Linked DNA regions of Homo sapiens: region 2 is linked to region 1. Evidence: chromatin contacts called from ENCODE Hi-C data. All regions are on one chromosome and are shown on one strand. Each heading gives the region's core, a stretch centred on a gene start or an enhancer-like site at or near the end of the contact. The rest is flanking DNA. Distances are from core to core; before and after follow the strand shown. Region 1 holds the start of PDPR (pyruvate dehydrogenase phosphatase regulatory subunit). Region 2 holds the start of DDX19A-DT (DDX19A divergent transcript).

Region 1 (5,687 bases), core at 2,168-4,667:
TTCACACTCTGGTTCTTATCTGTGGTCTCATTTCTCCTTTCCTCACACTCTGACCAAACCAGACTGAACAACCTGTAATTCGTCAAACATATCAGGTGAGGCGTGAGTGTTCTATTCGGCTCCAGGTTCTGTGCATGCTGTTCCCTCCTGGCATGGTTCCTGCCACCTCTCCCCCAAATACAGGTAATCTCCTCAGGTCACAGCCTCTTTGACATCTTATTTATTTTTTTTGAGATGGAGTCTCGCTCTGTCGCCCAGGCTGGAGTGCAGTGGTGCGATCTCAGCTCACTGCAAGCTCTGCCTCCTGGGTTGATGCCATTCTCCTGCCTCAGCCTCCTGAGTAGCTGGGACTACAGGCACCCACCACCATGCCTGGCTAATTTTTTTTTTTAATTTTTAGGAGAGACGGGGTTTCACCATGTTAGCCAGGATGGTCTCAATCTCCCGACCTCGTGATCCGCCTGCCTTGGCCTCCCAAAGTGCTGGGATTACAGGCATGAGCCACTGTGACCGGCAAATAATTTTTAAAGCTAATATTTTTATAAGTAGTTACAATGCACCAGATACTGCCTATATATATAACTAATTTAATCCTCACAACCTTATGAGGTAGATACTAGCATTTCTATTCTACACTTGAGGAAACAGGCACAGATAAGTGGAAGTGACTCACCCAAGGTCCTACCAAACTGTTGAGTAGCAGAACCCTGCCAATTTGGCATTAGTGGCCGGCTATTTAATCATGACTCCACGCTACCTTTCAAATAAAAGCAGATGGTAAGGAAAGGACAGCTGTGAGGACTGAACCATTAAGCACATTCCCCTAACAGAGAAAGGGAATTGCAAAGGTGGCAGAACAAACACAGTAACAGATGAGTTTTAAGGTGGAATTAAAAAAAAAACTTTAGGCCGGGCGCCATGTCTCACGCCTGTTATCTCAGCACTTTGGGAGGCCGAGGCGGGTAGATCATTTGAGGTCGGAAGTTGGAGACCAGCCTGGCAAACATGGTGAAACCCCGTCTCTACCAAAGATACAAAAAATTAGCTGGGTGTGGTGGCACGCACCTGTGGTCCCAGGTACTCATGGTGCGGCCACCATTGCATCTTGGGCCTCACTAACCAGTTCCCGTTTGTTGGATTCAATACTCTCTCACCACACAGGCCAATCTTGTGTTTTATTAATTTTTTTAATTTTTTTTTTTTTTTTGTAGAGAGGGGCTCACTATGTTGCCCAGGCTGGTCCTGAACTCCTGAGGTAGGAGGATCGCTTGAGCCTGGGAGACAGAGGTTGCAGTGAGCCGAGATTATGCTACTGCACTCCTGCCTGGGTGACACAGTGAGACTCTGTCTTAAACAAAACAAAACAAAGAAAGGCCAGGCGCAGGGGCTCACACCTGTAATCCTAGCACTTTGGGAGGCCAAGGTGGGTGGATTATTTGAGGTCAGGAGTTTGAGACCAGCCTGATCAGCATGGTGAAACCCCGTCTCTACTAAAAACAGAAAAATTAGCCAGGTGTCGTGGCTTGCACCTGTAGTCCCAGCTACTCAGGAGGCTGAGACAGGAAAATTGCTTCAACCAGGGAGATGGAGGCTGCAGTGGGCAGATTCGCGCCACTGCCTGGGTGACACAGTGAGACTCCATCTCAAAAAAGCCCAGGGTGCTTGGCGCCAAAAAAGGGATCTCTGACCTTGTGTTCATTATGACCTTCAAAAGAGTGAAGTGGTGAGGGCATGAGGGCAGAGGAAAAGAAGGGCTTAAGACAACGAAGGAAAAGAAGGCACCAGAGTCTAGTGCCTTTGCCGCCAAACCTAAACCTATAAGGTTGGCAGCAAAACCAAAGCACAAACTGATAACAAAGGAGGTAAAGCCAGGGGAGAAGAAACTGAAGACGTCAAAGACAGAAATGAAGCACATCATCTGGTTTAAAACAAATGATAGAGTTTTTACAGTTCTGGAAAATGACCGTATAATATTCTCTGCTAAGAAGAATAACTTCTGCTAAACAACCATAAGACTGCAGCTGGCTCTACTCAGATCTGCTTATTCCAACAAGACCAAGGTGCTAGTTCTAACTTCGAGTTGTCCCTCTGTATGGCTGCAGCGTTGCGCACAGTGGACTGCCGGTCACAAGGAAGACTGGATGAGCGTGGGTTCACACAACATTTCCCACACTTGCCTCAGCAAAAGAACCACCTGGGACACTTGTTTAAAAATGACAGATTCCCACGGTCCACCTCGGCAGATTCTGATCCTGCCACTCCAGGGAGCTGTATTTTTCAACAAGTACACCAGGTGATCACGCAAGTTTAAGAAATTAACACAAGTTGGCCGAGCGCAGTGGCTCACGCCTGTAATCCCAGCACTTTGGGAGGCTGAGGCGGGAGAATCACGAGGTCAGGAGTTCGAGACCAGCCTGGCCAACATAGTGAAACCCCGTCTCTACTAAAAACACAAAAATTAGCCGGGCGTGGTGGCGCACACCTGTATTCCCAGCTACTTGGGAGGCTGAGGCAGGAGAATTGCTTGAACCCAGGAGGCAGAGGTTGCAGTGAGCCGAGATCGCGCCACTGCACTCCCGCCTGGGCGACAGAGTGAAACTCTGTCTCGGAAAAAAGAAAAAAAAAGAAAAAAGAAATTAACACAAGTCCCTGCCACTGGAAAAGCTTATCCGTCAGGCTGGCTCCTCCTCCACCACCAGACCCCATCCCGGTACATCACGTTTACATGCATGCGGAAAATGGGCTTGGAGATTCTTGATTCAAATCCGAGGTATCACACATCGGCCCCCAAAGGTCAAACATTAAGAAGGAAGCTTACTGCCCTGTCCCAGATTTTTCTAGGTGACTTCTTCCTCCGGACTCTGCAGCAGTCTTTAGTTCTAAAAGCACAAGCGGACCGCACGTCTCAACGCGGGAAAACAGTTCCATCTGCAGGGATGGAGGACCGGGCTAGACAAGCTGGAGTTGGCTCTGCGCCGCAGGGGTGTGCAAGCCCGAGACGGGGGAGCCCGAGGTCACCCCGGCCGCCCTGGCATCGGGGCTGAAGTGCAGGCTCCTGGAGGAGCGGTGCGCACGCCCAGGGGTAGCCGAGAACACAAGCCAAGGCACGAGCGGACAACCTTACGGGGACGAGTACTGGCGCCCGGACGCGACTTCGCGAGAGGCCAGGCGGAACCCACTGGAAGCGTGAGCTAGCGGGGACCACCCCCGGGCGAAACCAAAGGAGAAAGAGGGGAACCCAGGGGTCCCGGGGCGCTTAGGCCCGCGCGGACGGGGAGGCCAGAGTTGCCCCGAAGCTATCTCCTTACCTCACCGGTCCCCACGGGCTCCGCGCTCAGCTACAGCCCGGCGGGAGCAATGCGGCAGCCACAACAGTTGCCTGGGGTCGCCGCGGGCCGGAAAGCGGGGTTCGGGGATGGGAAGGGGGCGGGGCGAAGCGAGCAAAAAGTTCCGGGGAAGCCGAGACCGCGACCTTCCGCGCTTTACGGCCCCCGGGCAAGGGTACTGCCGGCGCGTGACCTCAGCAGCGCACGAGCGCGCCGTGACGCCTTCGCGGAGCCCCGCCCCTGCCACGTGGGCTTGTTTGGGTCTCGCGAGGCACCGCCCCCGCGGCCTCTTTGCCACCCTCAGAGGCGAGCTGTGGAAGCCTTGACTCTTAGGGCCGTTTTAGAACCGGGGCCTCGGACCGGCGGGGTTTCTGCACGTGGAACCGGAACATCTGAGATGATCGCAGGCCCTGTGGAGTGTGGGGAGCGCGGGAGTTCTTTCTTCCCTCGAGGCCCGTGCCAGGGCTTACTCCAAAGCCAGTGGGTCCCCAGTCCTAAGCCAAGCAGTCCCGGGGGAAAACGCTTCTCATCGCCGTGGGAGCGCGGATCTTGGAAGTGGCTCTGGGCTTTCTTGGGCGAGGCTCTCACAGAGTAGATCGGAAATCCATTCTGCTGGCCCGCCCCACCTCGGAGGACGGACTAACGGACCTGAGTTCCCGGCCCTATCTTACTCTTCTCAGCTTCTCAGCTTGGCTCAGCTCAGAGGAAGAGGAATCACTGAAGTCTCAGAGAAGTCTCCACTCATCCCTTCCTCACTGTCACATCAGCCTTTTCTTTCCTTCTAGAACTCATCACTGACTCAAGGATATAAGTTTGATGACTGTCTTTTCCACTGGTGTGACACGATCTCTGTCGACAGAACCTTAGTCTTATGCATAGCTTTATTCTCAGCACCCAGAACAGTGCCTGGCACCTCTTCCACTGAATATTATATGCATAAGGGTCTCATGCTGCAGCCACCATTGCATCTTGGGCCACACTATCCAGTTCCCGTTTGTTGGATTCAATACTGTCTCACCACACAAACCAATCTTGTGTTTTATTAATTTAAAAAAAATTTTTTTTTTGTAGAGATAGGCTCACTATGTTGCCTAGGCTGGGCCTGAACTCCTGGCCTCAAGTGATCCTTCCATCTCAGCCTCCCAAAGTCCTGGGATTACAGGCGTGAGCCACTGTGCCTGCCCCAATCTTGTGTTTTATTGCTGGCCACCTGTAGCCAGGCACTGTGCAGGATGATGGGATCCAGCAATGTACAAGAAAGAGGCGGTTTCTGCTCTTAGGGAGTGGCAGTCAAGTTCCAGGGACCCCTCTGTCACAAGGCCAGGCCACAGCCTACATAGTTTATACCCCATTTACTGGCCAGTCAAATCACACAAAGACAGCCCAGATGAGGTCTGCCAGACAGTGGACTGAAACTATGCCATAGGCTCCTGTGCTAGATAAATACTTCCATATTTTAGCTAGGATTGAATGCTTGGGGACACCTACCTGTCTAAAAAAAGAGAAAACGGCTGACCAATTTGAGACATTCTCGGGGAAGGCTTTCCTGATGCCCAGATGTGGCGATTTCATGAAAAATATCACAGGTTTTCCTCATGAACCATTTGGTTCAAGCCATTTCCAGGCACATGAATTTGGGAGAAACCTGGTTGTCTGCAGGAGATGGTGGATGAAATCAAGTGAAATACTTAATGTGTTGATTTCATTCTGTTTACGTGCAGTAAATAGCAAACAAATGGTGTAGATCTGTCCCTGATTTCCTTCTCCATCACCATGATCGGCCTCCACTCCAAAATGCTAAGTCAGGCTGGGTGCGGTGGCTCATGCCTGTAATGCCAGCACTTTGGGAGGCCAAGGCAGTTGGATCACGTGAGGTCAGAAGTTCGAGACCAGCCTGATCAATATGGTGAAACCCCATCTCTACTAAAAAATACAAAAATTAGCTGGGCGTGGTGGCACATGCCTGTAATCCCAGCTACTTTGGGAGGCTGGGACAGGAGAATTGCTTAAACCCAGGAGGCGGAGGTTGCAGTGAGCCAAGATTGTGTCACTGCACTCTAGCCTAGGCGACAGAGCGAGACTGTCTCAAAAAAAAAAAAAAAAGGGAAGTAAGTCCTAAGGCCCCTTTCATTGTCAAAGATGGGTCTTGTCCTTAGTAGGTTCTCATAACCACTGATGCACTATTTTTTCTAGGGGATTGAGTGTTTTTATTTTATTATTATTTTTTAGATGGAGGCTCACTCTGTTGCCCAGGCTGGAGTGCAATGGTGTGGTCTCGGTTCACTGCAACCTCTGCCTCCCAGGTTCAGGGGATTCTCCTACCTCAGCCTCCCCAGTAGCTGGGACTGTACAGGCGTGCGC
Region 2 (5,276 bases), core at 1,058-3,557, 230 kb before region 1:
AAACCTGGCATCTCTTGGGGACTCCCACAACAGGTACTTACCAAGATGTTTCCTTATTTTAAATTCAGAACAGCCAAACCTGAACTCACCATTCCCTTTTTTCTTTTTTTGAAACAGGGTCTCACCGTCACCCATGCTGGAGTGCAGTGGTGTGATCACAGCTCACTGCAGCCTCAACCTCCCTAGGCTCAGGTGATCCTCCCACCTCAGCATCCTGAGTAACTGGGACTACAGGAGTGTACCACCACCCCGCCCAGCTAATTTTTTTTGTATTTTTGTAGAAATGGGGTTTCGCCATGTTGCCCACACTGGTCTTGAACTCCTGGGTTCAACTGATCTGCCTGTCTCAGTTTCCCAAAGTGCTAGGATTACAGGTGTGAGCCACTGTGCCCAGCCTTCACCTCTTTTTTTTTTTTTTTTTTTTTTTGAGACAGAGTCTCACTCAGTAGCCCAGGCTGGAGTGCAGTGGCGTAATTTTGGCTCACTGCAACCTCCACCTCCCAGGTTCAAGCAATTCTCATGCCTCAGCCTCCTGAGTAGCTGGTATTAACAGGGGACGACTACCACGCCTGGCTAACTTTTGTATTTTTAGTAGAGACAGGGTTTCACTATGTTGGCCAGGCTGGTATCAAACTCTTGACCTCGAGTGATCTGCCCGCCTCGGCCTCCCAAAGTGCTGGGATCACAGGTGGGTGCCATCATGCCCGGCTGCCTTCACCATTCTATCAAATCTGCCCTTCCTCCCACTTTCCTATTCCTGTTATTGGGACGTTAGTAGTACCAATAGGATCCAGGTTGAAAACAGAAACCTTTGGCTTTATCTCCCTTCTCTCCTTTATTATGTTAGCAAGTCCTACCCATTCTACCTTCATATCTTATACCCATCCCTTAATTTTCACTTCCACTGCCCAACATAGGCCCTCTATCTCGGGGCTATCAGAATAACTTCTACACTGATATTTCTATTAGCCATCACTTCTAACATATTCTGTTCTCTGTAGTTCAATAAATCCTTGCCAGCCTTGTCTAATTCTGTCAATAGCCCTCTCAAAAATCCCCATACCGGCTGGGCGCGGTGACTCACGGCTGTAATCCCAGCACTTTGGGAGGCCGAGGTGGGCGGATCACTTGAGGTCGGGAGTTCGAGACCAGCCTGACCAACATGGAGAAACCCCGTCTCTACAAAAAATACAAAATTAGCCGGGCGTGGTGGCGCATGCCTGTAATCCCAGCTACTCGGGAGACTGAGGCAGGAGAATCGCTTGAACCCGGGAGGCGGAGGTTGCGGTGAGCCGAGATGGCGCCATTGCACTCCAGCCTGGGCAACAAGAGCAAAACTCTGCCTCAAAAGAGAAACAACTACAACAAAAAAAAAGACAGTCCATTATCACTAAACAAACCTAAAGTTTAGGTCTTAGATATAAGAACAGAAAGCCACAGTGTATGCTGTAATTACATTCCAGTTGAATGAATATTCATTACTGAAAGAACAAGTACATGAAACCGTTACTTTACACATCAATGAAACAATTTGTAGTGCCTCCTTCCAACATCTGCAGTAGATTGAGGTATTAAATCCAAAAGTCAATCTGTTATTCTGCAAAGAGCTACAAACTACCAACCACGTTAAGCATGGATCTAAGAAATGTTAAATACAGAGTAGTACAGAAACATGCGAAGAACAGTCGCGTAATGAAAAAGAGAATCAGAATCTAAACTTGGCTTTCCTTATAATCGTCACCGAGGAGGTCAATAGAGGAATGACAGCATGCATAGTGGGGCGGATTTACCAAAGGATGAAGTCCTTAACCAGCCCAGATGGAGATAAAAAGCTCGACATTGGTCTCTTTAGCTCTAAGAGCAAATCAAGGGCAAGTGACTGCCCTAGCAAACTGCAGGAGCGCGTTGCCCAGGGGCCTCCCCAACCCGGGGAGCTCCCTGTGCTTTTGGGAGGTTTCGCTTGGGCCCCTGCTACGTCCTCCTCGCCAGGAGCTGAGCTACTGACCGACTTGACAGCCGCTTCCTGCTCGTCCACCGCCAGGGCCCACGAGTCGGTGGCCATAGTCCCGGACAAGGGAGACCCACTTGTGAAAATATGCGCTGCACCACGTCGCAACGCGGGCCCTAACCTCGCCACCGGCGCGAGAATGCACCTCACGCGGACCGGAAGCGGCGGTGAGCACAGGTGACGTCAGTTCCCACCCAGCGTGCGACATCATCATTCTGCGCGGCGCCAGGTCTCTCCTCGGGCCTCGCCTTTCCCTTCGTGCGCAAACCTCGCGCTTTTTGCTCACCCTTCCAGGACGCGGCCTCCTCGCTTCTTAAAATGTCTGAGCTCTACGAAGTGGAACTGTTAGCCCTCCGTTTATTGCCTTACTTCACACTGAAATAAGCCAACGTTTATTTTATTTTATTTATTTTATTATTTATTTTATTATTTTTTTTCGAGACGGAGTCTCGCTCTGTCCCAGGCTGGAGTGCCGTGGCGGGATCTCGACTCACTGCAACCTCCGCCTCCGTGTTCAAGCTATTCTACCTCAGCCTCCCGAGTAGCTGGGATTACAGGTGCCCGCCACCACGCCCGGCTAATTTTTGTATTTTTAGTAGAGATGGGGTTTCACCATGTTGGCCAGGCTGATCTCGAACTGCTGACCTTGTGATCCTCCCGCCTCAGCCTCCCAAAGTGTTGGGATTACAGGCGTGAGCCACCGCGCCCGGCCCCCAACGTTTCTTTTTAAGCCTGTCATATCTCACATTAAATGTGTAAGTCTCTGAACTGTAGGGCTTTGAACAAAGGAAAGTTCCATGAGAATACTATATGATGCCAATTTCTACTGTTAGGAACGCGATAACAGGTAAGAAAACAAAAACCAAAACGCAACAGAAGACCCGTAAACCCCATAATTCCACCATCCAATAAACACAACACACAATGCGTTTTTTCGTTTCTTTTTTGAGTCAGGGTCTCATTGTGTCGCCCAGGCTGGAATGCAGTGGTGTGATCTCGGCTCACTGCACCCTTGACCTCCCACCTCAGCCTCCCAGGTAGCTGGGCCCACAGGCCCGCACCACCACTCCTGGCTAGTTTTTAAACTTTTTGCAGAGACGGAAGTCTTCATTATATTGCTCAGGCTGCTTTTGATCTCCTGCTAACTCCAGAGATCCTCCTGCCTTGGCCTCTCAAAGTGTTGGGATTACAGGCATGAGCCACCACACCTGGCCATTATGTTGAAGGACCACCAAATACATAATGTATAATCTATTTATATGAGATTCAAGAATAGGACAAATAAAATCTATGCTGATAAAAACTAACAGAGCTTACCTGTGGAGAAGGATGTTTGGTCCAGACACAAGAGAACTTCCTGGGTGATAGAATTATTCTGTATCTTGATTGGGACCTGGTTACATAGATGTGTAAATTTGTTAAGTCATGCTACTTTGTATTTCTAAACTCATGGAACCATTATTTACAGATATCACCCAGGCTGGAGTGCAGTGGCCGGGTCTTGGCTCACTGCAACCTCTGCTTCCTGGATTCAAGCGGTTCTCCTGCCTCAGCCTCCCAAGTAGCTGGGATTACAGGCACACGCCACCACGCCCAGATAATGTTTGTATTTTTAGTAGAGATGGAGTTTCACCACGTTGGCTAGGCTGGCCTTGAACTCCTGAGCTCAAGGATCTGCCTGCCTGGGCCGCCCAAAGTGCTGGGATTACAGGTGTGAGCCACAGTGCTGACCTGCTTTTTCTTTTTTATAAGCAGTTCCCAAGGAAGAATAACTGTTTTTGTTTGTTTTTTGTGACAGGGTCTTGCTCTGTCACCTAGGCTGGAATGCAGTGGCACGTTCACAGCTCACTGCAGCCTTGATCTCCCAGACTCAAGTGATCCTCGCACCTCAGCTCCCCAGCAGCTGGGAATATAGCACTTCGCCACCACCCCTGGCTAATTTTTGTGTGAGAACTTGTGCATTTAAAATATCATGGTATATAAATTATACCTTTCAATAATGTTGATTAAAAATCAAAAAAAGGGCCGGGGGCGGTGGCTCACGCCTATAACCCTAGCACTTTGGGAGGCCAAGGCTGGTGGATCACCTGAGGTCAGGAGTTCGAGACCAGCCTGGCCAACATGGCGAAACCTCACCTCTACTAAAAATACAAAAATTAGGGCCGGGCGCAGTGGCTCATGCCTATAATCCCAGCACTTTGGGAGGCCAAGGCAGGTGGATCACCTGAGGTCAGGAGATCGAGACCAGCCTGGCTAACACAGTGAAACCCTGTCTCTACTAAAAATACAAAAACAAAATTAGCTGGGCGTGGTGGCGGGTGCCTATCGTCCCAGCTACTCGGGAGGCTGAGGCAGGAGAATGGTGTGAACCCAGGAGGCAGAGCTTGCAGTGAGCTGAGATCGCGCCACTGCACTCCAGCCTGGGCAACAGAGGGAGACCCGGTCTCAAAAAAAAAAAAAAAAAAAATTAGCCAGGTGTGGTGGGGTGCGCCTGTAATCCCAGCTACTCGGGAGAGGCTGAGGCAGGAGAATCGCTTGAACTCGGTAGGCGGAGGTTGCGGGAGCCAAGATTGCCCCACTGCACTCCAGCCTGGGTGACAGAGCAAGACTCTGTCTCAAAAAATAATAATAAAAAGGAATGAAATACATGCAATAACATGGATGAGAGATTTGACATCTCATCGCGTCTCGCTCTCTTGGCCAAGATCAAGTGGAGAGATTTGACATCTCATAGACATTATATTGCATGAAAGAACCCAGGTGCAAAAAGAGTACATATTGCATGATTCCATTCATATAAGCCCAAAACAGGTATATCTAATCTATAGAGATAGAAATCAGAACAGTGGTTGCCTGGGGATGAGATAGAGTGAGTAGGATTGACTGGGAAGGGGTACAAGGGAACTTCAGGGATGATGAAAATGCTCTGTATCTTTTTTTTTTTTTTTTTTTTTGAGACGGAGTCTTGCTCTATTTCCAAGGCTGGAGTGCAGTGGCGCAATCTCAGCTCATTGCAGCCTCCACCTCCCAAGTTCAAGCGATTCTCCTGTCTCAGCCTCCTGAGTAGCTGGGACTATAGGCGCCCGCTACCAGGCCTGGCTAATTTTTTGCATTTTTAGTAGACACAGGGTTTCACCACATTGGCCACATTGGTCTCAAACTCCTGACCTCAAGTGATCCGCCTGCCTCGGCCTCCCAAAGTGCTGGGATTACAGGCATGAGCCACCACACCAGCCAAAAATGCTCTATATCTTGATTGAAGCAGTGA

What was found. A loop is a pair of places that touch in the nucleus more often than their neighbours do. Pooled maps may share reads with other maps.
Region 2: a loop to region 1 is called in a map of naive thymus-derived CD4-positive, alpha-beta T cell, with 34 times the contacts of the local background. The contact joins the promoter of DDX19A-DT here to the promoter of PDPR in region 1. A Hi-C loop is called at or near these places in 1 of 168 maps with a recorded cell type or tissue (naive thymus-derived CD4-positive, alpha-beta T cell), 1 of 37 single-sample maps with no recorded cell type and 9 of 50 pooled maps.

Annotation. Positions count from the first base shown.
Region 1 is chr16:70,112,062-70,117,748 of GRCh38, reverse strand. It overlaps PDPR (pyruvate dehydrogenase phosphatase regulatory subunit), which reads right to left and starts at 3,417. Exons shown (of 19, transcript NM_017990.5): 1 at 3,309-3,417; 2 at 2,819-2,928. RefSeq lists enhancers at 1,941-2,883, 3,404-3,453.
Region 2 is chr16:70,343,778-70,349,053 of GRCh38, reverse strand. It overlaps DDX19A-DT (DDX19A divergent transcript), which reads left to right and starts at 2,307. Exons shown (of 5, transcript NR_039997.1): 1 at 2,307-2,855. DDX19A (DEAD-box helicase 19A) reads right to left here and starts at 2,151. Exons shown (of 12, transcript NM_018332.5): 1 at 2,006-2,151. The coding sequence starts at 2,062. RefSeq lists enhancers at 1,907-2,396, 1,915-2,532, 2,533-3,151.